2 separate regions of the Homo sapiens genome follow, and region 2 is linked to region 1. A link is an interaction called in ENCODE POLR2A ChIA-PET data of the cell type or tissue named here. Cell type or tissue: B cell. All regions are shown on one strand. Links, peaks and the distances in the headings refer to the core of each region. The heading gives the core; the rest is flanking DNA.

Region 1 (12,607 bases), core at 2,103-7,102:
GGGAGCCTGTGCTGGGGCTCGGGCTCAGCAGGGCACTGGACTCCCGATCTGGCGGCTCAGAACACCTGAGACAGCTCTGAGCGCTCCCACGCGCGCCTGCAGCCTGGTTCACCAGGCCGGCGTCCGAGGGGAGGGTGGGAGCCCTGGGAGCGGCAGCGCGCGGGTGGCCCTTGGTGCACTCTCGGTGAGGCTGTCGAGGGCTTGCTCAACACCCGGCACCAGTGCCGTTGTCCTCTTAGCCGGCCATTTCTACACCCATTTTTCAGACAAGGAAACAGGTTGCTAATTTGGGGATTCCAGACATGCTGGGAGGCCCTGCCTCTTCCCAAGCTTTACCCAGAGCACCCAAGTTTCACGACAGCTCTTCTATTTTTTGTTTGTTTTAAACAGATTTTCTATTTTATTTAAATAGAGACGAGATCTCACTATGTTTGCCTAGGCTGGTCACGAACTCCTGAGCTCCAGTGATTCTCCCGCCTCGGCTTCCCAAAGTACTAGGATTACAGGTATGAGCCACCGCGCCCGGCCAGCTCTTCTGTTTTAAGGACGGTGCTTGCTGCACTTGAGCTGTGGGAAGGCAGGGCTGGCCACTCATTCTTCTACCTTACTCAGACTTGGAACGAGTGCTCAGCGTTTGAGTAAAATGCTGCCTGACTCCGGGGGTCCTGTTCCTTGGCTCCCCATCCGCCAACTGTACAGATAGAGCAGGTGCACAGCTTGGGATGAATCTCTTTCTGTGCCAGCCCTTCTAAGGGCAGATGAACAGTCGTTATTTTACTTTTAAAGTACCAAGAGGAAACGAGACAAGAATGACAAAATCACCGAGGCAGGAACAGGAAGGCTGTGGGGTCGGAGGATTGAGGAAAGGCAAAACCCTCATGCTAAAGCGGCTTCAGCCCAACTCCAGACAAGAACAGTCCCCTTTCCTGGGCCTCCATTGCCTGCTCTGGAAAGAGAAGAGTCTCCTGCTCTTCCACCCTCCTGGAGACCACGGTGCTGGCCATTATCACTCCTAGGTTTAGACTGCAAGCTCTTTGAGGACATGGACAAGCTCTCCAGAGCCTGGTACCGAGCCTGGCTCTGGTCTGAGTGTCTGCTGGATGGAGCAATGAAAGGAGAATTCAAATCAGACGTAGGGGCAGCATCCAGGTAGGGGAAGGGCCTCTCTGACTCCTCATCTCTGGGATGCGCAACTCCAGAATTCTGTCCTAACCACTTCTATGGAGTTGCCACATCCTACCTCCTCCATTGCACAGCCTGCTTCCCCCTCTCCGGGGGTCCTGGCAGACAGGGGGGTCTGGCCTTGCTGGGGTCGGGGGGGAGTCCAGGTCCCCTCCCAGGATGTGCTGAGTGGATATGTGAGGCTCATGCCCACAGGCTGACTGAAGGCAGGCCCCTCTTAAACTCTGCATCCTCTGGGGGCTGGGAGCAGGCAGAATAATGGTCGCTACAGGAATTCGGTACTAATGCTTGGAATCTGTGACTGTTATCTACATGCAAAGACTTTGCAGATGTGACTAAAGATTTTGAAATGAGATTATCCTAGATTATCAGGGTGGGCCCTAAGTGTAACACAAGTAACCCTTTAAGAGAAAGATAGGGGCTGGGCACTGTGGCACACGCCTGTAATCCCAGCACTTTGAGAGGCTGAGGCAGGTGGATTGCTTGAGCTCAGGAGTTTGAGACCAGCCTGGCCAAATTAGTGAGACCCCCCCCCCCCACCACCCATCTCTAAAAAAGAAAAACAAAAAAAGAAAATAATTAGCTGGGCATGGTGGTGTGTACCTGTAATCCCAGCTACTCAGGAGGCTGAGGTGGGAGGATAGCTTGAGCCTGGGAAGTCAAGGCCACAGTGAGCCAAGATCAAGCCACCACACTCCAGCCTGGGTGACAGAGCAAGACTCTGTTTCAAAACAAACAAAAAACCAAAGAGAGGCAGAGAAGACGAGCAGAGGGCAATGTGACCATGGAGGAAGAGATTGGAGTGATGAAGCCACAAGCCAAGGAATCAGAATAATAATAAGTGTCCTGTGTGCCACACCAATGAGCTCTGTGGCCTTGGACAAGTCAATGGGGCTCTCTGGCCTTCATTTTCTCTTGCATGAGGGTCACATGGGCAAAGGACTTCTGAACTACTTCATCCCAAAGGGGTTTTATCACCATGATCTTTGCGGGGAGACGGGAGGAGGTTGGGCCCTTGGTTTGTCCTGGACCCATCATCTGTCAGGTGGGCTTCTCTGTGCTGCCAGAGAGCAGGGCCTCCCCTCTAACACCCCACGTGATGGTGGAATGTGCTGTGTGCCTGTCTGCCTCCCCCATGGACACTGGACAGTGACAGGTCGTGGTGGGTGTTCAGCGTCCTATGAACACGAGTTAAGGAAGAGCCTCCAGTCACCTGCCTGCAACCCAGGCCAGCTCCACATCTCCCTCCCTGCTGTCAGCATCAGTCAGCAGCCAGGGTGTCGGCGTCTGTCATTTAACCATCACAGGCAGGCCTTGGCGGGGGCGGGGGACTTTCATGTCAGGCATTCTGGCTGCAGGAACTCGCTTGGCAGCTGTCAGAGGGCGGTAACCTCAGGGGAGCTTGGCGACCGACCCTCCCTCCAACTCCCGGGGGCTGTTTCTCTGCACCCTTGGGGATCTGATGTGGGCTCCCTATTCCACCCCACCCAGTCTGGTGACAAAGGCTGCGTATTTACAGAATCTTTCATCCTAAGAGCTCAAAGAGCTCCATCACCAGGTGACAACCGCAGTTAAACTCATTTTATGGAAGAAGGCTACTCTGAGGAGTGCAGGCGTGGGATCCAGGTTACAAAGTGGGTCAGCTAGGGTGCCAGGAACACAACGTGGGTCCCTGACTGAGGGGGACAGTCTTAGGCATGCAGAGATTTGGCCAGACTCTTATGGGTGACTGTGCCTTAGTCACCTCTGTCCCCCACACCTATTACAGTACCTGGCTCCTAATAAATGCTCAATAAACGTTCATCGAGCGACTGCCTGACTGCAGCTTCCCAGTCTTAAATCACCAGCTCCCCAGTGTGGTTGCAGACGCAGATCTCCTGCAGGCCTCACCTGCACTCCTGGGGCCTCACCCCAAGGCCTCTCCTACTCCTGAGCCCTTACTCAGGCTGTGCCTCAGCCTGGAACGCCTTTCCTTGTTTCTCTGCCTGATGACATTCTAATCTTTTGGCCGGGTGCAGTGATGAATGCCTGGAATCCCAGCACTTTGGGAGGCCAAGGCAGGCAGATCCCCTGAGGTCAGGAGTTCGAAACCAGCCTGGCCAATATGGTGAAACCCTGTCTCTACTAAAAATACAAAAAAATTAGCTGGGCATGGTAGTATATGCCTATAATCCCAGCTACTTGGGAGGCTGAGGCAAGAGAATTGCTTGAACCCGGCAGGCAGAGGTTGCAGTCAGCTGGCACTCGGTAGGTGTAAGCTCCAATTAGCCGTCATTGTCACCAACACCCTGAGCACAGTAGCTGGCTGAGTGTGTGCTGCCCACATGGAGGAAGGCCTGAGCTGGCTGTACACTCACAAGGGAGGCTGGGGCAGCGCTGGAGCTCCCGAGGGCACCGATCCATGGGCCAGAACTCAGGGGCTGACATAGCCTGCTTGCCCCATGTCCAGGGTGTTCCTCCTGGACTCAGCCTCTTCATACATCCACCAGGTGCTCCACCTTCTGTGGGGACATTCTGGGCCAGTGGTCCAGAGAGCAGGCTTGGAATGCAGACACTCCTGGTGAACGACGTGGGCAGGTTTAACCTTTCATTGTCTTGATGTCCTCATCTGTAAAACGGGGATGATATCAATGTGTCTGTGTCATGGGAGCTCAGTACAGTGCCTGGCCCTGGGCAAGGATTGCTAACTGTCACTAACTAGCAATCAAGGCTATTTTTTTTTTATTTATAAGCATTTATTTATTTAGCAAATACTTACCGCTTGCCTGTTCTGACAATGTAAGACATGCCCCTGCCCTCCCGGGGCCCACTGTCTGGTGGAGAAGGCAGTCATGTGAGCCGATCATCACAACACTTCAGACTCGTGCCCAGGAGGGACACAGGGCTCAAAGGGACCCAGTGTGACTTTCATGGGCCCCCTCCTCCAGAAAAAGTATTAAGTATTGTGTTTTGCAACTATGTCAGTATCCACAAGCCGGCTAGGTTATATCCATTTTTTTCCCTTCTGATTAAACAAATAATTAAAACATTTATGTCGGCCCCTGAAAATTCATGGCCCTGGCCCTGGGCCTGCTGTGCCTAGTGGAGAGTTGGTCTGGCCCTGACTCTCGTAACCAGACTTGGGGAGTCAGAGAAGCTGCTGGAGAAAGAGACCTCTGGAGAAAGAAAGGGCAAGAGGAGGAGCCGGGGACAGAGGGGACAAGAGTACCAGGCAGAGGGGATAGCAGCGAGAGCGCTCAGCTCACTGGTGGGGAAGCTGCCAGATGAACCAGGCCCCCTGCGTGGAGACAGCTGGCAGAGCCGCCTCTGGCCATCCAGCCCTGTCACTGCAACCTCCAGCTCTGTCCCTTGGGCTAGCTGGAACGCCATAGCACAACCCGAGTGCCCCCGACCCCAGTAAAAACTCCCCGGTCTACCCACCTCTCCCTCCTGCAGGGCTGCAGCCCCCAACCCCTGCTCTGGTCTTGGCTTTTTTGTCTGTAGAGCAGGGGGAGTAATTGTCCTGCTCCCTTCCCTGCCAGGTGTCTGTGGAGGCAGAGGAGGTGGGAGGACCCTCTAGGCCTTCAGTTCTCACAGCAGTGTTGCTGTGGGTGTGGCCTGTGTGCTTCCCATGCAGGGACACTCAGCACCCAGCTGTCAGCACTGCAGCCTGTACGCAGTGAGTCACTGAGGGTGGTCCCCAGGGAAGCCGGAGGGCTGGTGGGCCTTGGTTATGGCTGAGGGCATTTGAACCTGGGACCCCAGTTCATTCAGTCCTCCTTTGTGCCCACTGCCCCTCCCCCAGTGCCTCTGTTTCCCTGGGGACGGTGCTTCCCGACAGCCAGAGGGATCCAGGTGTAGGGAGTCTGGGTGGGTGGCCTTGATGGCACATAGCTGCATGTGGGCAGCTGCCCAGCTCGGCTTGACTCGGCTCTGCAGTCAAGCACGTCGGGCGGCACCTCCCAGGGCCCTGTCCATGCACCTGTGCGTCATATGCAGGACGGCCTGCGGCTGCCAGCCCGGGGCCTCAGGGGCTTGAGACGCAGGAAGTGGCTCTGCGGTAGGGCATAGTGGCCAGGAGCTGTGGGCTGGAGAGGGCACCTTGTTGATGCTGAAGGGAGGGACGGTGGGGCAGGATCAACTGAGCCATGGACCAGGGCTGTCCCCTCCCCTCCATGTCCAGGAGAGGCTCACCTCCAGGTGGGTGTGAGAAGGTGAGAGTGTGTGTGAGTGTGAGTGTATGTATGAGAGTGTGTGAATGTGTGTGTGTATGAGTGTGAGTGTGTGTGGGGAGTGTGTGTGAATGTGTGTGCGAGTGTGTGAATATGTATGTGTGTGTGGGGTAGTGTGTGGGAGTGAAAGTGAATGTATGTGTGCATGTATGTGTGCGAGTGTGTGTGAATGTGTGAGAATTGTGTGAATGTGTGAGAATTATGTGTGTGAATGTGTGCATGTTTGTGTGACTGTGTGCAAGTGTGTGTGTATGAGTGTGAGTGTGTGTGGGGAGTGTGTGTGGGGAGTGTGTGTGAATGTGTGTGTGCGAGTGTGTGACTGTGAATGTGTGAGTGTGCGTGTGTGAATGTGTGAGAATTATGTGTGTGAATGTGTGTGCATGTTTGTGTGAATGTGTGAATGTGTATGTGTGTGAATATGTGTGTAAATGTGTGTGCATGTTTGTGTGAATGTGTGTGCAAGTGTGTGTCTGTGTGTGAACTGATGCCTGCTCTGGCGACCTCTCCTCTGTTCCCTGGACTGGCTTCCCGAGCTTGGGCCACACGGGCTCTGAGGGTCCCCTGGGTCATGGTCTTCCCTCTCTTCTTTGAGTCTGGGGTGCTCGGAGCTCCCCTGTTTTCGCCTCCTTTTCTGTGCCCAGGTTCTTTTCTCGGTGACCCCATCCTCCTCTGTTTGATTCTCAACGGCTTGGCTCTTAGGGCCAAGGTGGCTGCGGTGATTTGTAATTCAGGCAATTTCTTAATCTTCTCCTTCTGGCCTCTCCCCAGGCCAGCCCCCACCCCTCCTCAGCTCCCTCAGCGCCAGGTTCCTGCCCCCACCCCATGCCCACCCAAGTCCTGCCCAGGACATGCTTTTTGGATCCTGTGCCCCCCTCTCCCTCCCACAGGCTCAAACCGTTCCCCCTGGGACCCCCTTGGCACAGCCCCGCCTCCTCCTCCAAGACAGACGGGCCTTCTGCCCCCATGGGGCCTCTTGCTACGCTGTCCTCTTCTCCAGTGAGCTTCAATCCCTGAACTTGACTCTGGATGGTTTCTGCAGCTTCCTGGCTGCCCCCTCCCCTCCTCTCCGCTCCAGCCTCCACAAAGCTGCCAGGCGGATGTTCCTGAAGCAGGGGCTGGACCCGGCCACCTGCCTGCAGCCGATCATCCGTGCATGGCTCATCAGCCCCACGGCCAAGTCCATGGCCTGGAGGCCCCCGTGACACGGCCTCTATCTGCCCCTCTGCCTCATGGCCTCCCCTCCCCTCCTTCCCCGCTAACTGTGTAGAAAAGAATGAATGTAGCAGGCTGGAGACAAAGGCCTGCTTGCAAGGCTGGCCCTGGGCTGGCATCTGGGAAGCTGGATTTTGGGAGGATTCCCACCATTCCCTAAGAAGACCAGCTCACAGTGCCAGAACTGTTTCTACACACAGTGTGTCCACGATGCACGCCGGCTTTCCTTCTGGGGGGCTGGAATTCCGGTACGTGCCAGGCAGAGGGTGCCCATGAACCAGCCCCTGGGCTGAACCCCGGGCACTGAGTCTCTTTTGGGTGTCCCGTGTTGTCACCACTTGTTCTGGAGGAATTGATTACATCCTGGTAACTCCACTGGGTCCGCTGGGGGAAGATTTTTTTTCTTTTTTTTTTTTTTTTTTTCGAGACGGAGTCTCGCTCTGTCTCCCAGGCTAGAGTACAGTGGCCCAATCTCGGCTCACTGCAAGCTCCGCCTCCTGGGTTCACACCATTCTCCTGCCTCAGCCTCCCGAGTAGCTGGGGCTACAGGCGTCTGCCACCACGCCCAGCTAATTTTTTTTTTTTGTATTTTTTGTATTTTTAGTAGAGAGTAGAGACGGGGTTTCACTGTGTTAGCCAGGATGATCTCGATCTCCTGACCTTGTGATCTGCCCACCTCGGCCTCCCAAAGTGTTGGGATTACAGGCGTGAGCCACCGCGTCTGGCCTTTTTTTTTTTTTTTTTTCACCTTTAAGCTCTGTTGGACTTGAGGGGAAAAGATTCTTTTTTCTTTTTTTTTGAGACAGAGTCTCGCTTTGTCGCCCAGGCTGGAGTGCAGTGGTACAATCTTGGCTCACTGCAACCTCCGCCTCACGGGTTCAAGCGATTCTCCTGCCTCAGCCTCCCGAATAGCTGGGATCACAAGCATGTGCCACCACACCCAGCTAATTTTTGTATTTTTAGTACAGACAGGGTTTCGCCATGTCAGCCAGGCTGGTCTCGAACTCCTGACCTTAGTTGATCCACCAGCCTCGGCCTCCCAAAGTGCTGGGATTATAGGCATTAGCCATCGCGCCCAGCCAGTCCAAGGCTTCTTGACCAGGGCAGCTGAGGTGGAGGCTCCCCCACCTTCTCTCATTTTTCATTATTAGCCTCGCGAGCGTGTTATAAACAAAGGCTGATTTTCACGCAGTCTTTGGGGAGTCCTCCTGTCTGTGAAGCAGAGTGACCCTGAAGGTCAAGCTGGCGACAGTGGGCAGGAGGCCTGGCTTGGTCCACGTCCGATGGCAACACTACTCCACCGGACAGGGGTTGGGGACACTCCTCCTTCCACACTCTTGTGCTGGAAAAGATGCCAGGCTGGGCAGCTGGGGAAAGAACCCCAGGCAGCTGAAAAACAATCCCGGCTTTGGCTGTTGGAAACACCCCCAGCTTTTTTTTTTGTTTTGAGACGGAGTCTCGCACTGTCATCCCGGCTGGAGTGCAGTGGCGCAATCTTGGCTCACTGCAACCTCCGCCTCCCAGGTTCAAGTGATTCTCCTGCCTCAGCCTCCGGGGTAGCTGGGATTACAGGCTCCCACCACCACGCCTGGCTAATTTTTTATTTTTATTTTTGTATTTTCAGTACAGACGGGATTTCACTATGTTGGCCAGGCTGGTCTTGAATGCCTGAGCTCGTGATCCACCCACCTCAGCCTCCCAAAGTGCTGGGATTACAGGCGTGAGTCACTGTGCCCGGCCGGAAACACCCCCTGCTTTTTAGTCCTTGGGGTGGACGATGCTGTCCCAACCCTCAGGAAGGACGCTGGGTATCGGGGCCACAGGGATCTCTAACTGAAGCCACCCTGGCCTCAGCCTCAGTGACCCTCTGCCCTGGTGAGAACTAGAAGGGGACTGTCCCTGCAGCAGGATGGCCACCCCGACCCCACCAGCCATGCCTCAGGTGTGGGAGTGGAACCTCGTCCACAGAAGCTGCCCCTTATGCGTTACAGGACCTCATCAGCCACCCACCTCTCAGAGGACAAGAGTGTTTGTGGGGTTACTACGAAGGTTAAATGAAATTATTTTTATTTCAAATGATTTTTAAAAAATCATTTAAAATATTATGACTTGGCTGCGTGTGGTGGCTCATGCCTGTAATCCCACCACTTTGGGAGGTCAAGGTGGGCAGATCACTTGAGGTCAGGAGTTCGAGACCAGCCTGGCCAACATGGTGAAACCCCATCTCTACTAAAAGTACAAAAATTAGCCGGGCGTGGCGGTGGGCGACTGTAATCCAGCTACTCGGGAGGCTGAGGCATGAGAATCACTTGAACCCAGGAGGTGCAGGTTGCAGTGAGCCGAGATCATGCCACTGCACTCCAGCCTGGGCGACAGAGCAAGATTGTGTCTGAAACATAAATAAATAAAATAAAATAAAATAAAATAAAATAAAATAAAATAAAATAAAATAGTATGACTCAATGAATAATCTGTGCCGCACATTTTAGCATCAAGAAGGGGTGGGGCTGAGTATCCCTGGGCCCTCCCCAGGCCTAAGACTCTGAGTCTGTGTCTAAAGTCCTGGGAACCTCACTTGTGGTGGTTCATAGACATCACCAGGTCATGGACGGTGACAGAGGACAGAACACCCCAGGGGAGGCTCTCACCTGCTCTCTCAGCGCTCAGGAGAGACGAAGAGGGGTTTCTGTTCACCTCCAGACACAGGTGCACACACACCCCACACAGACACATACAGAGATACACAAAGACATAGACACACATACATTAGAGACACACAGACACACTTGGATACATCGAAACACACACACACACAGACTCCTGAGGAGCTCTGCTAGGCCTTGGGACCTTGAAGGTTCCTGGAGAAAAGGTAGGAAAGGGGCTCCCCCAGGCCACTTGGGGTAACAGTGGGGGGCTCACCATGTAGCCCTTGCAGCCACTGTCACCCTGGAAGTGCTCAGATTGGGAAAGGCTCTGTCAACCTGGGGAAGGGGCCACAGGGGACTCCAGTGGGGCTCAGTGGGGCTCAGGGGCCACCCAATGAGCTGGGAGTCAGTAGCCCCTGCTCTCATCCAGTGCTCTAGGACAGGCTACAGGTAGGTGGGCTGGTTGCTTGCCAGCCATTCTGACCAACTACTCAAAGCCCAAACCTCTCTGAGCCTCACTGGCCCACAGGTAGAATGAGGAGGTGGCCAGACAGCAGTTTGCCAGAATGTTCCCTAAGATCTGAGGACAGGATCCCTGCCGACTCCCCCTACTTCGACTAGAGCTGTTCTGCTCTGGTTGACACACTGGGGTTCCCTGGGCAAATTGATTTGAAAAAAGGGATTCTGCTGCCACAGAAAAAACAACAACAACAAAAAAAAGACAACTGGCCTGGCCAGCTGCCCTGTGACTCACCCTGGCTTGGCGCCTGCCACCTGTATCCAGGATGAGGATGAGCAGCGGGAATCCTTCCGACCCAGGCACAGCAGGCGAGTCTGTCTCCCCCTAGGGGCAGCTGGGAGAGTCATGGGCATAGCTTGGCTGAGGAGCTCCGGTGGACCCGGGCCCACCCCAGTCTTGGGGCAGTGGTTGGCCAGGCTGGGCCCAGGGAAGGGGGATTGATGTCTCATAGGCTCGGGTCTCGTGGAAAGGCCGAAGGGCTGTCAGCAGACATGGCCCCATGTGCACCCTGAACTCAGGGAAGGATGTTGGCTCAGTCCATATTCCTCTCTGGGCCTCTGTTCTCCAAGAGAAGGGCATGGCCATTGACTGCTTTCATTATCTTGTGCCAGGCATGGGGTTCCCAGTGAGTGAGACCCCGCAGGGCTGTCCTCTGGTGCAGAGAAGAGGGATTTGTGGGGTCACACCAGGACTCACATAATCACGTAATGTCCTTATAGTCTCTTTAGTCCTGCTTCAGGTCGCTCCTCTTTTTTTTCTTTTTTTTTTTTTTTTGAGATGGAGTTTCGCTCTTGTTGCCCAGGCTGGAGTGCAATGGCGCGATCTTCGCTCACCGAAACCTCTGCCTCCCGGGTTCAAGCCATTCTCCTGCCTTAGCCTCCTGAGTAGCTGGGATGACAGGCATGTGCCACCACGCCTGGCTAATTTTGTATTTTTAGTAGAGGAGGGGTTTCTCCATGTTGGTCAGGCTGGTCTTGAACTCCCGACCTCAGGTGATCCACCTGCCTGGAACACTCCCAAACATAGCTAGCTGCATGGCCCATTCCCTCCCTGGCCCTCTGCTCCGGAGTCCCACTGACGTCAGGATACCCTGGCAGAGGGCAGGGGCACTCATGCTAGGCCAGGGATGGCCACTGCTGGTCCTGGGTGGAGGGGCCACCGCGGCACGCCTTCCACAGCCCCAGGGACACCTTCCAGACAGACCATGGGCGCAGCTTCACCTCCCGGGGCTTTCGCTCCTTTACCTGCTAAAAGTGGGGTAGTGACGTCTGCCTTGAGGGGCTGTGGATAGGCCACAGTGAGAACATGGCTCAGGGCTGTGCACATGCCCACCTCCCTTCCTCCCCTGGCTTCCTTCCCCAAACAGCCCACAGGCAGGCCATTCTACAGTTGGGGGAAATGGGCCTGGATCCCTCAAGAACACGAGGCTTTGAGCCTGCTCTGGACTTACTTGTCTGCTTGGCCACATTAGCTGTATGATCCTGGCAGCGCACCTGGCCGCTGTTTCCCCGCCCTGCCTCCTCAGGTGCACCCACAGCTGTACGCGGTTCTAGAGGGACGCTCCTGGGAGGGGGTTGTTTTTTGAGGAGGAGGGGGCGGTACGGAGCAGGCCAGGGTCCCTTTTCAGGGTGACTGTAGGCTTGCAGGGTGGGGTGGACTCTGTTCTATAGGTGACACTCCCAGCCACAAAAAGGATGCCAAGAGGGGCTGGCCCTGCCTGCATTTTCCCTAAACGCAGATGCTGGGGCCTGTGCATCCTACAGCGGGTAGGGAGCCCCCTTCCCCTGCAGGGAGCTCAGAACTGCCCCACTTTAGGCAAACCTAAGTGAAGAATCCGAAGATGCTGTGGAGGGAATGTTGGAGTGTTCCCCAGAGCTTCCCCATCCAATTCCATTATCTTATCCCCTGGGGGAAGAGGATGAACCAGTCACTCCCACGAGCTCCCAGAGAGGCACCCAGCATGGACAGCAGCACTGGGGCAATGAGATTTGGGCACCCAGGTGGGAGCTCTTGGAATAACCTTCTGAAAGGAGGGGCCTCGGAGTGTGGAGGCAAGAGCAGTGGGAGGAAGAGGTGGGTGATGATTGCCAATGGGACCACCAGGTCCCAGGTGTCTCCCTGGACAGGACCTGAGCACCTTCCCCTCTGCCCTCAGGGGCCCTGTGAGACCGGCAATACTGAGCGGCAACATGGGGTGAGCTCGGAGTGGGAAGAGGAGGAGCTGAAGCCCGCAGGCCTGCAGGTGCAGCGAGGTGCGGACCTGCCTGCTCTGAGGTGGCTGCTCTAGGACCTACACAGGTAGGGCATGCAGCAGGTGCTCAATAAATATTTGTGGCTGGGCGCAGTGGCGAGAAGGTGGGGGAGCCTCCACCTCAGCTGCCCTAGTCAAGAAGCCTTGGACTGGCTGGATGCGATGGCTAATGCCGGTAATCCCAGCACTTTGGGAGGCTGAGGTGGGTGGATCACCTGAGGTCAGAAGTTTGAGACCAGCCTGGTCAACATGGTGAAACCCCATTAGTATTAAAAATGCAAAAATTAGTCGGGTATGGTGGCAGGTGCCTGTAATCCCAGCTACTAGGGAGGCTGAGGCAGGAGAATCGCTTGAACCTGGGAGGGGGAGGTTGCAATGAGCTGATCACGCCACTGCACCCTGGCCTGGGTGACAGAGCAAGACTTTGTCTCAAGAAAATAAATAAATAAATAAATAAATAAATAAATAAATAATTAATTAATAAATATTTGTGACTGAAGAGCAGAAGGAAGTCAGGCCTGACTCGAAGCCACCACACCTTTTCTCACTTGGGCCCAATGAGTGTGAAGAGGCTGAGCCTCAGAGA
Region 2 (12,607 bases), core at 4,711-9,710, 390 kb before region 1:
TTAATGTCCAGCTTAAACCAAAATTCCATGATAAATTAGATTACATTAGATGGGGCACATGGCTACTTAGCAACTGATGGACAGTGGAAATGCTTTTTTGTTATTTTATTTCAGTGTTTCTCATTGAAGTATTAAGTCTCATATATATATATATGTATGTATAGATATATATGAGACTCATTTTTTTTTTTTTTTTACATGGAGTCTTGCTGTGTCACCAAGGCTGAGGTGCAATGGTGCAATTTCAGCTCACTGCAACCTATGCCTCCTCGGTTCAAGCGATTCTTCTGCCTCAGCCTCCTGAGTAGCTGGGATTACAGGCACCCACCATTATGCTTGGCTAATTTTTGTATTTTTAGTAGAGATGGGGTTTCACCATGTTAGCCAGGCTGGTCTTGAACTCCTGACTTCATGTGATCCGCCCGCCTCGGCCTCCCAGAGTGCTGGGATTACAGGCGTGAGCCACCACACCCAGCCAAGTCTCAGATATATTTAATACATGGTGTTTTCTGTGTCTCACATACCCAAATGCAAAGGATGATACAATTGAATGCACAATTTTCTTAATCTTACTGCTGCAAAAAGAAGTAAAAATAAAATTAATCAGATTTCTTCTAACATATATTGTAAATTTAACCAAAAAACAAAGGCCCTTATAAATATAATTTTAAAAGAAAATTATTCAGAAGTTGTATAACAAAATGCTTTTTACTAATAGCTAAAATGTTATTCTTCCTGCTCCATGAGTATTTTACTTGTTTACTATGCTATCCAGAAGACAGTAAACTTTGGATGTTTAGTAACATTTCCATTGCATGCAAAGCCCCAACCCCAACTTTATGGCAATACTAAACTTAAACTTGTGGTCATCATCTCAAGGAGTATAGCATGAAGACAGAAAAGGGTGGTAGAAGAGAACTGTATTTTAATGCCAGCCTGGGCAAATCATCAAACTTTGGCCAGATCTCAGTTTCCACTGCAATAAAATAAGGTTTCAGGAATGAGCATAGGGAGTAAATGATGCTCTTGTCATCCCCTCAAACTAGACACCTAGTGAGCAGATATACATTAGCAAGAGTCGCATATGAGGTTGCAAATGAACTTCAGAGGTAAGACATTTTAGTAAGATATACTTCAAAGGAGAAACACCCGAAAGACTGGGCTCCTTCCATTAATCAAAGGAAGGAGAACCTGTTTGATGGAGCCTCCAATAATGCCTCATTTTACCTTATGGCTGGAGACAAGGTAGCTCATGAGGAACAATTTTTTTTGTCCTACTGAAGCCTCCTGTGTTGGAAGCTCTTCAGGAGGAGAAGCCTCCAACACAGGAGGCTTCAGTAGGAGAAGTCTTCAGGAAGTTTCTGTCATACTGAAGCCTCCAACACAGGACTCAAATTCCACCCCAAGAGCCATGAATCCTAAGACAATGCTCACAGCCTGTGCCTAAGACTGGAGAACAAAGAGGGCAGATACTGAGCAGAACTGGGGCACTGACAATTGGCCTTTGACATGAACAGACATTTCTCAAAAGAAGACATGCATGTGGCCAACAAGCATATGAAGAAAAGCTCAATATCACAGATTAGAGAAATGCAAATCAAAACCACAATGAGATACCATTTCACACCAGTCAGAATGGCTATTACTAAAAAGTCAAAAAATAACAGATGCGGGCAAGGTTGCAGAGAAAAGGGAACACTTACACATTGTTGGTGGGAGTGTAAATTAGTTCAACCACTGTAAAAAGCACTATGGCAATACCTTGAAGAGCTAAAAGCAGAACTATTTGACTGAGCAATCCCATTACTGAGTAGATACCCAGAGGAATACAAATCATTCTACTATAAAGATACATGCATATGAATGTTCACTGCAGCACTATTTACAATAGCAAAGACATGGAATCAACCTAGGTACCCATCAATGACAGATTGGATAAAGAAAATGTGGTACATATATACCATGGAATACTATGCAGCCATAAAAAAAGAATGAGATCATGTATTTTGTGGGAACATCGATGGAGCTGGAGGCTCTTATCCTTAGCAAACTAGTGCAGAAAGAGAAAACCAAATACTGAATGTTCTCACCTATCAGTGGTAGCTAAATCATAAGGACTGATGAACACAAAGAAGGAAATAGACACTGGGGTCTACTTGAGTGGGGAGGGCAGGAGGAGAGAGAGGAGCAGAAAAGATAACTATTTGGGTACTGAGCTTAATACCTGGATGATGAAATAATATGTAAAAAAAAAAAAAAAACACCTCCCTGACACAAGTTTACCTATGTAACAAACCTCACGTGTACCTCCAAACCTAAAATAAAAGTTAAAAAAAACAAAATTGGCCTTTGATGAATGATGTTAGGTTAACCTGAGATAAAGGAAATCCCCAATCCTTCTAATCTTCCCCTCTCCACCTGGACCCACCACCTCCACCCAGGCTTGGAGAGTTAAGGCTGATATAGATGGAGGATCAATTGGCCAAAAGAGGTGAATTCTCTCCTCAAGTTGCCATTCCCTTACTACAAGAACCTCTGATCCCACACAGTCTACTAGATCTCTGGGTATCAAGGAAATGTCATAAATCTGAACTCACTTGACAATGTCACCATACAGAACCAAGTCTGACAGATTACGAAGGCATGAAGAAGTGGCTTGGGTGGCTTTAGCCCCTTAATCTGTTTGAGTGTCCCCTGAAACTATACCAAGTAAATACACAATTGAGACTTTTTTGGTTAAAAAGGTATACTATGTAAATGCAGCTTCAAGCAGTTATGTGCAGAGTTTGCAGGGAAATAACTATGACTCAGTAAATCCATACCCAGGAAAAGTACGGTTCACACTCGGGAACAACAGACAGATACTCCAACATGAAGCAACACGAAGCATAGCCTCCATGTACCTTTCCTAAAAACAATTACTCAAAGTGCTTGAGTCAGCTGAGCAATGAATCAAAATGAAGAACACAGAAATAAGGAAGATGACTTACAGAGAAAAGATGATAAATAATATAAACTCAAAATTAGGTAAGTCTAAATAATAATTGTTAATGTAGCATAAAAATGTAGCAGGTGAACAAAAGCAATGGCAACAAAAGCCAGAATTGACAAATGGGATCTAATTAAACTAAAGAGCTTCTGCACAGCAAAAGAAACTACCATCAGAGTGAACAGGCAAACTACAGAATGGGAGAAAATTTTTGCAATCTACTCATCTGACAAAGGGCTAATATCCAGAATCTACAAAGATCTCAAACAAATTTACAAGAAAAAAACAAACAACCCCATAAAAAGGTGGGCAAAGGATATGAACAGACACTTCTCAAAAGAAGACATTTATGCAGCCCACAGACACATGAAAAAATGCTCATCATCACTGGCCATCAGAGGAATGCAAATCAAAACCACCATGACATACCATCTCACGACAGTTAGAATGGTGATCATTAAAAAGTCAAGAAACAACAGGTGCTGGAGAGGATGTGGAGAAACTGAACACTTTTACACTGTTGGTGGGACTGTAAACTACTTCAACCATTGTGGAAGACAGTGTGGCGATTCCTCAAGGATCTAAAACTAGAAATACCATTTGACCCAGCCATCCCATTACTGGGTATATACTCAAAGGATTATAAATCATGCTGCTATAAAGACACATGCACACGTATGTTTATTGCAGCACTATTCACAATAGCAAAGACTTGGAACCAACCCAAATGTCCAACAATGATAGATTGGATTAAGAAAATGTGGCACATATACACCATGGAATAATAAGCAGCCATAAAAAAGGATGAGTTCATGTCCTTTGTAGGGATATGGATGAAGCTGGAAACCATCATTCTCAGCAAACTATCGCAAGGTCAGAAAACCAAACACTGCATGTTCTCACTCACAGGTGGGAATTGAACAATGAGAACCCTTGGACACAGGAAGGGGAACATCACACACCAGGGCCTGTCATGGGGTGGGGGGATGGGGGAGGGATAGCATTAGGAGATACGCCTAATGTAAATGACGAATTAATGGGTACAGCACACCAACATGGCACATGCACGAATATGTAACAAACCTGCACATTGTGCACATGTACCCTAGAACTTACAGTATAATAATAAAAGAAAAGTAGCAGGTGAAAATGTAAATAAATGATTCTGAAAGTAAAGATAATATAAAATCATGAATAATAGTATTGATTTGAATTTTTAGGCATTCTTACACTAGGATTCAAGGTGTGGAAGAAGATAGAAGTAAAGGCAGGTTGCATTTCTTATCTTTCACAGGTACAAGTCCAGTTTTATTCTCGATATTGATGGATAAAATGGTATAATTATGTTTTCTAAACATTTAAATATAAACATTGATAGACTAGAAATGGGCTTCTGACTTGCATATCAACAAAAAATGCAAGGGATAAAAACAAATCAATTAATTGCAAAATATAGACAAATTTACAAAGAAAATATCAAAGTATTTTTAATAAAGAAAAAGATGATAAATAAAACCAAACGTACCAGAAATCATAAATACAAACATATTACTCTCATACTGCATATTGAGAAATACTCTCAGATAACTTTGAAATTAAAGGCATTACATGCTATACACGAGAGACAAAAACTAAATTTAAATGACAATTCAAAAATAAAGAGATAGAGGCCAGGCACGGTGGCTCACGCCTGTAATCCCAGCACTTTGGGTGGCCAAGGTGGGTGGATCATGAGGTCAAGAGATCGAGACTATCCTGGCCAACATGGTGAAACTCCATCTCTACTAAAAATACAAAAAATTAGCTGGGCGTGGTGGTGCGTGCCTGTAGTCCCAGCTACTCACGAGGCTGAGGCAGGAGAATCACTTGAACCTGGGAAGCGGAGGTTGCAGTGAGCTGAGTGGCGCCACTGCACTCCAGCCTGGTGACAGAGCGAGACTCCGGCTCAAAAAAAAAAAAAGAGAGAGAAAAAAAGATATGAGATACTAAACCTTAAAACACTTAAAAGTTCCAATATTAATATCAAAGTTGAATTAAAAGCAAAAATATTAACTATGAACATGACTCATTTTTTATCAATAGAAGGTGGAAGCTACATGACACTAACAAGACCATGTTTAATGAAATGGGATTTGTATTGAAGGCAGGTGCTATCTCTCCCACTGGACACATTTTTCTCTTGTGCAGACTCTGGGGGTAGGGAGGTGGCCATGATGAAAAGCACGAAAAACACTGTAGTGACTCTGGTCTTCCTGCTCCCTCTAGATCACTAAAACAGGGTAAGGACAATACAGGGGGATGACATGTTCATGCTGAAAAAACTATGAGTCACTTAGGAGAAAAGTAAATTTCTACACTTTATACCTTAAGACAAAGTAAATTCAGGGCAGATATTTTATTTAAATGAAGAAAATAAATTCAAAACAGAAATTTTGGTGAATATGTTTAAAATCTTGGGGTAAGAAGGACTTTCTGAGAATAACATTAAAGGCAAAATCACAAAGAAAAGTACAGATACATTTGATTACATGAGGATGAAATGCTTTTATATAGTGAAAAGCAAGACAACCTGGGAGAAATTGCTTATATTACATAAAATAGAAAAAGGATCAATAGATTTAACTTTTCAGTCCAAAGACAGAAAAGGATAAATGAAGGTGTGTCAAAGAACGTGCATTAGAACAAATATATTTACTAATATCAGAGAAATCAATGATGGCTAGTGTTAAGTGTGGGAGGGGAGAAATGTACACTTTGCATCTTGATGTTAAAGCACATATCAGTATCAATAGCGTCACAATCATTCCCTTTGACACAGAATTTCCACTTCTGAGAATTTATAACAAGCAAATAACCAACAATATACAGAGATTTAGCCTCAAATATATTCATTTTTGTAACAGTTAAAAACTTGTAAAAAACTTAATTGTTCAGCAATATCTGACTATTAAATAAATTATATATAGCACATCTACACCATGAAATATCACACAACTGTTACAAATAATGTTGTAAGTGCACATGAATATATATTAACAAAAAAAATGATGTCATTAATAAGGTTATTTACAAAAGAATAAGTATGGTCTCATATCTGTAAACAAAAAAAGTATATGCTTGAAGAACTTAGAAGTGCATGCATCAAAGCTTAAGAATGACTATATGTGGGTAGATTTGTTGATTGTATTTTCTGATTTTCCTTTAATGACCTCTTACGTTATTTTCAGTTTTTAGAATAAAACCTATTTACAGATCTACAGAGTTTTCGAAGTATTTTTGCATGTTATTTTCGTTTTATTACTAATTTTTTACAATACAATATCCAGTACATAGATTGCATTATAGCCAGTTTACATTTGAATAATCTGAAAGTTAAAGAGGGTTAGTGACTTGCTGAGTATCAGGTGAATGAATATATGATATGCCAAAGCCAAGCACTGATTCCAGCTTTTACTATAAATCCAGTATCATCCCCCTGGTATGAAACACCAGCATTTCTCACAGGGACTATTGCAAATTCCTCCTATATCTACGTAATGAGACTTTGTAATTTAAAAATAAAATAAAATGAAAACCTGCTTTATTTTGTTTGGAGTCAGGAAAGAAGGAAATGCTTGCCTTGCTTAATCTAATTTTGTTTCAGCCCTGGGCAGCTCCATTACAGAAAACGTATAGCTAATCTGCAGACACACAGTTTAATTCAGTGGCAAATTCAGGGTAATTTGAAGAACTACTTGTATTTGCCCTCTTTGTTTCCAATCTTTGTTTAGACACCAACAGCTTACAACCATGGTGAGTTAACTTCCTCTATGGCCGTACTTCCTCTCCAGCATTGACACAAGCTGGTGAATGGTTATACAACTGGGCAAGAAAGAAGCAGAAGAAAAATCTCCTGAATATGTCTGCAGTTCAGACACAAGCCAGTTTAAGAATGTATTGTTTCATTACAGTAAGTACATGATAAAATGCCTTCAGGTCAGTGCAACAGGAAGTACTCTAGTGAGATTAGAAACAAATAAGAATAAAATCCCAATGAGCATAAAGAGGTCTTTAGTCAGCAAAATATGTTTGCTTTTGCTATCAATACTATTTGCTCATAGGCAAAATCTACAAAATTGGGAATCACACCATATCCAGTAAAAATGAGAAACGTTCACTATTGATGAGTTAAGTAGCATTCTGCATTCCTGTTTTTTTTAAAAAAACTTTTAATGGAATTAATTTCCTCTAAGAATACTTTTTACATTTTCAAGCTAGAAGAACATTTATTTCTGAATGGATGGAATTTTTTTTCAAAATAATACTTGTCTAAGAATTCAACTGGAGTAAATACGGTGTACCCTCCCACCCATACATTTTGATATCTTTCCATAGTTTCCCTTTTTCCTTCTTGCCTCAGCGGAAGCCCTGTTTAAAGATAAGAGATCCATCAATAGCTCCCTCCTTTCAAACTTCAAACTGACTTACTCATATGAAGCAACATTTTCAGCATCTCCAACTTCAAACTTGGAAAGTCGTTCTAACATTCTTTAGCCACCAAAAAAAAAAAATGCAAAAATGTATCCTTAGATATTTGCTACACAAAATAGTGATGAAAAATATATTTGAATAACAAGAATCCCATGAATCTAAAGGATATAGTAAACATGACTTAGCTCACTGGAAGACCTAATATTTAAGAAAGAAAATTACAATCATTAACCAGCAACTCTTTCCTCATGGATACTCCCAACACTGAATTTTGCATATTTTTATCTTCTTTTCTCTGTCTCTTTCTATATATATGTATATAAAGATATATAAAAGAATATGTATACAGATATATAATATATAAATAATGTGTATAGACATATCTCAAAGACATTGTGGGTTTCATTCCAGACCACTGCAATAAAGCAAAAACTGCATTAAGCAACTCACACTAATGTTTTGGGTTGCTGTGCATATAAAAGTTACGTTTACCCTACACTGTAGCCTGTTAAGTTTGCAATGGCATTATGTTCAAAAAACTTATGTACATACCTTAATTAAAAACTACTTTATTGGTTAAAAAATGCTAATGATCACCTGAGCCTTTAGCAAGTCATAGTCTTTTTGCTGGTGGAGGGCGTTGCCTCCATGTTCATGGCTGCTGACTGATCAGAGTGGTGGTTGCCAATGGTCGGAGTGGCTGAGGCAATTTCTTAAGATAGGACAACAATGAAGTTTGCTGTGGCAAATGACTCTTCCTTTCACAAGTGAGGATTAAGTGGTGAAGCCATCAGGTCCTGGACTTTGTTGAAAGCCTTTTTATTACTGATTCAATCTCGTTACTTGTTTTTGGTCTGTTCAGGTTTTTTTCTATTTCTTCTTGGTTTAGTCTTGGTAGGTCGTATGGGTCAAGGATTTTGTCCACCTCCTCCAGGTTTTCAAATTTATTGTAGAGTTGCTCATAATAGTCTCTAATAATTATTTTTATTTCTGTCATATCTGTTATGAGGTCTCTTTTCCTTGTTTCTGATTTTACTTATTTGGGTCTTCCCTTTTTCTTAATTAGTCTAGCTAATGGTTTGTTGATATTTTTTAAACCTGCTTTTTGTTGTTAACCTTTTGTAATTTTTGCCTCAAATTTGTTTATTTCTGTTTGGTCTTCATTATTTATTTCCTTTTAATAATTTGGGGGTTGGTTGGTTCTTAATATTCTAGTTTCTTGAGGTAGAATTGTTCAGTGGTTTATTTGAAAGTTTTCTAGTTTTTTTGATCCAGGCATTTATTGCTAAAAACATACTTCTTTTTTTTTTTATACTTTAAGTTCTAGGGTACATGTGCACAATGTGCAGGTTTGTTACATATGTATACATGTGCCATGTTGGTGTGCTGCGCCCATTAACTCGTCATTTACATTAGTTTTATCTCCTAATGCTATCCCTCCCCCCTCCCCCTACTCAACAACAGGCCCCAGTGTGTGATGTCCCCCTTCCTGTGTCCAAGTGTTCTCATTGTTCAATTCCCACCTATGAGTGAGAACATGTGATGTTTGGTGTTTTGTCCTTGCGATAGTTTGCTGAAAAAATGATGAGTTCATGTCCTTTGTAGGGACATGGTTGAAGCTAAAAACATACTTCTTAATAACTGCTTCTGCTCTGTCCCGTTTTGGTATATTGTGTTTCTAGTTACATTTGTTTCAAGGAATTCTTAAATTTCATTCTTAATTTCTTTCTTCACTCATTGTAACTCAAGGGCATGTTGTTTAATTTCCATATGTCTGTATAGTTTTGAATGTTCCTCTTGTTATGAATGTCTAGTTTTATTTCATCGTGGTAAGATGAGATACCTGATAGAATTTGTTGAGACTTGTTTTGTAGCCTAACATACGGTCTATCTTGGATAATGTTTCATGTGCTGAAGAAAAGAATGTGTATTCTGCAGCTGTTAGGTGAGATGTTCTGTATATGTTTGTTATTTATGTCCATTTGGTCTATGGTGGAGTTTAAGTCTGATGTTTCTTTGTTGATTTTCTGTCTAGATGATTTGTCCAATGCTGAGAGTGGGATACGAAGTGCCCAACTCTTATTGTAATGGGGTCTATCTCCCTCTTTAGATCCAGTAATATTCGCTTTATATATCTAGGTGATCTGGTGTTTGAGTGCATACATATTTACAATTATACACATATTACAATTATATTTCTTGCTGAACTGAATCCTTTATTATTACATAATAATCTTGTTTGTCAATTTTTATGGTTTTTAACTTGAACTCTGTTTTGTCTGATACAAGTATAGCTATTCCTGCTCACTTTTGGCTTCCATTTGCACAGAATATCTTTTTCCATCCCTTCATTATCAGTCTATGTGTTTCTTTACCAGTAAAGTGAGTTTCTTTTAGATAAAATATAGTTGGATCTTATTTTTTAATCCACTCAGTAAGTCTATATCCTTCATGGGGTATTTAATCTATTAACATTCAAAGTTATTATTGGTAGGTGAGGAGTTACTTCCAACGTTTTATTGTTTTCTGGTTGTTTTGTATATGTTTTATTCCTTTCTTCCTGTTTACTTTTGAAGTTGGGTAGTTTTCTGTAGTGATAAGGTTTCATTCCTTTCTCTTTCTCCTTTATGTATTGACTCTAACAGTGACTTTTAAAGTTTTGCATGTTTTCATGATGGTGGTTATCATCTTTTTACTTCCAGATGTAAAACTCCCTTGGGCATTTCTTGTAACGCTGGTCTAGTGGTGATGAATTATCTTGGTTTTTGTTTATCTGTGACAGATTTTATGTCTTCATTTGTAACGGATAGCTGTGCTGGGTATAATATTCTTGGCCGAAAGATTTTTTTTCTTTCAGAACTTCGAATATATCATCCCATTCTCTTCTAGCCTAAGGTTTCTGCTGGGAAATCAGCTGTTAGTCTAATGGGGATTCCATTATAAGTGTGTTACTTTTCTCTTGCTATTTTAAAATATCTTTGTCTTTGATTTTTCACAATTTGACTATAATGTCTGGGTTGAATGTATCTGGGGTTCTTTGATCTTCCTGGAACTAGATGTCTAGCTTTCTCTCAAGAGTTAGGAAGTTTCATGCTATTTTATTAAATATGTTTTCCTCATATTTTCTCTACACTTTTCCTTCTGGAATGCCCATAATATGAATATTTGATCAAATTAATGGTGTCCCATAAATCCTGTAGGCTTTTTTCATTCTTTTTTATCCTTTTTTGCCTGCCTGTTATTTCAAAAGACTTGTCTTCAAGTTCAGAAATTATTTCTTCTGCTTATTCTTGTCTGTAAAGCCATTGATTGTATTTTTTCATTTCATCCATTGAACTGTTTAGCTCTTAGGGCTTCTGTTTGGTTATTTTTATGATATCTGTATCTTTAGTAAATTTCTCTTTCAAATCATGTTTTCCTGATTTCATTGACTTGTCTATCTGTATTACCTTACATCTCACTGAGTTTCCTTAAGATTATTCTTTTTTCTGCCATTTCATATGTTTATGATTGGGTTCTATTACTGGATAATTACTATTTCCCTTTGTAGGTGACATGTTTTCTTGCATTTTCACGGTTGCTGTGTTTCTAAATTGATTTCTATGCATCTGGTGAAAAAGTCACCTTTTCCAATTTTATGGAGTAGGTTTACTTGTATGAATTTATTTGTATGAATGGGTCTTGGATGTCTGTTCATTGGGGTATACTGGCCTTGGTTCTACATGGATGCAGTAAGTGTAGTCTCCATGTAGTTTATTCAGCTGTGATCCACACTAGTAACATTTGCAAGTTACTCAGTGGCCTAGGTTAAGGAAGTTTGTAGTGATGGTGGTGCAGCCTTGCCAGGGGTGGGCTCACTGGGCTGTTTCGCAGGGTAGGGGTGTGTGCAGGCACACAGTGGGTCAGAAAACTTGGAGTATGGCTTTATGCGGCTGGCCATGGTGCTGTCACTCTAGCCAGGAGCATGGGGATGCAGCTGCTCAACCAGGGCATGACTGCCAGATGTGCTTTGCAGGACAGTTTCTCAGGCCCAGGATGCAGGCACACAGCTGTTTGCCTGGCCTGGAAGAATGCACTCCAGGAGTGGCCTGAAGGGCTGTTTCCCATACCTGGTATGTGGGTACACAGCTGCTCATCTGGCCTGTGGCCAGTCTGCTGGGGGGAAACTCATGGGCCAAATATATAGCTGCATAGCTGCTAAGCTGGACTGAAAATATCTTTGCCAGGGCTGGCCAAGAAGGGGGTTTCTCAGGCCTGGGATACAGTCAAATGACTTCTCAGCTGTCCCGGATGTGTGTCTGCTGGGGGTAGTCCATAGAGCTATTCTAGCTCAGGATGTGGGCACACTGCTGCTCAGCTGGCCTGGGTGGTGCCTGCCAGGGGAAGCCCAGGGGACTGCTTCTATGAGCCAGGATGTGGACACGAGGCTGCTCGGCTGGCCTAAGGGCATGTCTTCTGGGAGTAGCCCATGGAGCTCTTTCTTAGGTCCAGGACATGGACATTCATGGCTGATTGGCTGGTCTGGAGGTGCATCTGCTGGGAATGGATACAGGACTATTTCTCAGGCTCATGCAAGGTCGCACAGCTGCTTAGTTGGCCTGGGAGTGTTTCTGTCGGGGGTGGCCTAAAGGGCTGTTCCTCAAGCTGGGACATAGGTATGTGGCTGCTTAGCTGGCCTGACAGTCTGCTGGCCAGAGTAAGCTCCCAGGGTTGTTTCTTGGCCCTGAGACTTGGGCATACACAGCTGCTTGTCTCTCAGGTCTGAGAGACAGGTGCAAGGCCCACTCGGTGGTGTGCCTGCTGGGGGCAGCCTGTGGGACTGTTTCTCAGGCCCTTATTAAAGGCAGAGGGCTCCTGGGCAGGCCAGGAGCATGTCTGTGGTGGATGGGGCCTGCAAGGCTGTTTCTCAGGTCCTGAGCATGGGCTCATAGTCACTCTGTTGACCTGGGGGTGTATCAGCTGCTCAGAGGCTTAGGGGCCTCTCCCACTTGGGAGAGGGCATGTAGTGGTTTGGCTGTCTTAAGAGTGAATTTACCCTGGATGGGACTGCAGATTATTCCTCTGTCTGGAAGTGTGGTGGTGGGGGTTGATTTCCCTGCATGCATTACTTGAGTTACAGCCAGTCCTGGGACCAACCTCCACACAGCT

The links. ChIA-PET counts read pairs that join two places held together with the same protein. Peaks named below come from ENCODE experiments on the same cell type or tissue, not always from the same donor. Only the 100,000 strongest peaks of a DNase experiment are listed, where the experiment ranks them.
Region 2: POLR2A ChIA-PET joins it to region 1 with 5 read pairs; 1 of 35 experiments calls an interaction of 5 or more read pairs at or near these places.

Annotation. Positions count from the first base shown.
Region 1 is chr22:38,756,230-38,768,836 of GRCh38, forward strand. No RefSeq gene overlaps it. Among named protein-coding and RNA genes, the nearest start is that of SUN2, 6.5 kb to the left of the region's middle. RefSeq lists a silencer at 1-152 and enhancers at 911-1,050, 3,987-4,811, 4,642-4,691, 5,292-5,341. In B cell, for the core only: no CTCF peak of the experiment used is centred there; DNase peaks (open chromatin) are centred at 2,482 and 4,982; H3K27ac peaks cover 765 bases.
Region 2 is chr22:38,362,530-38,375,136 of GRCh38, forward strand. The region is part of intron 3 of TPTEP2-CSNK1E (TPTEP2-CSNK1E readthrough); the gene reads right to left. It also overlaps the pseudogene TPTEP2. Among named protein-coding and RNA genes, the nearest start is that of TPTEP2-CSNK1E, 30 kb to the right of the region's middle. In B cell, for the core only: no CTCF peak of the experiment used is centred there; a DNase peak (open chromatin) is centred at 6,812; H3K27ac peaks cover 1,643 bases.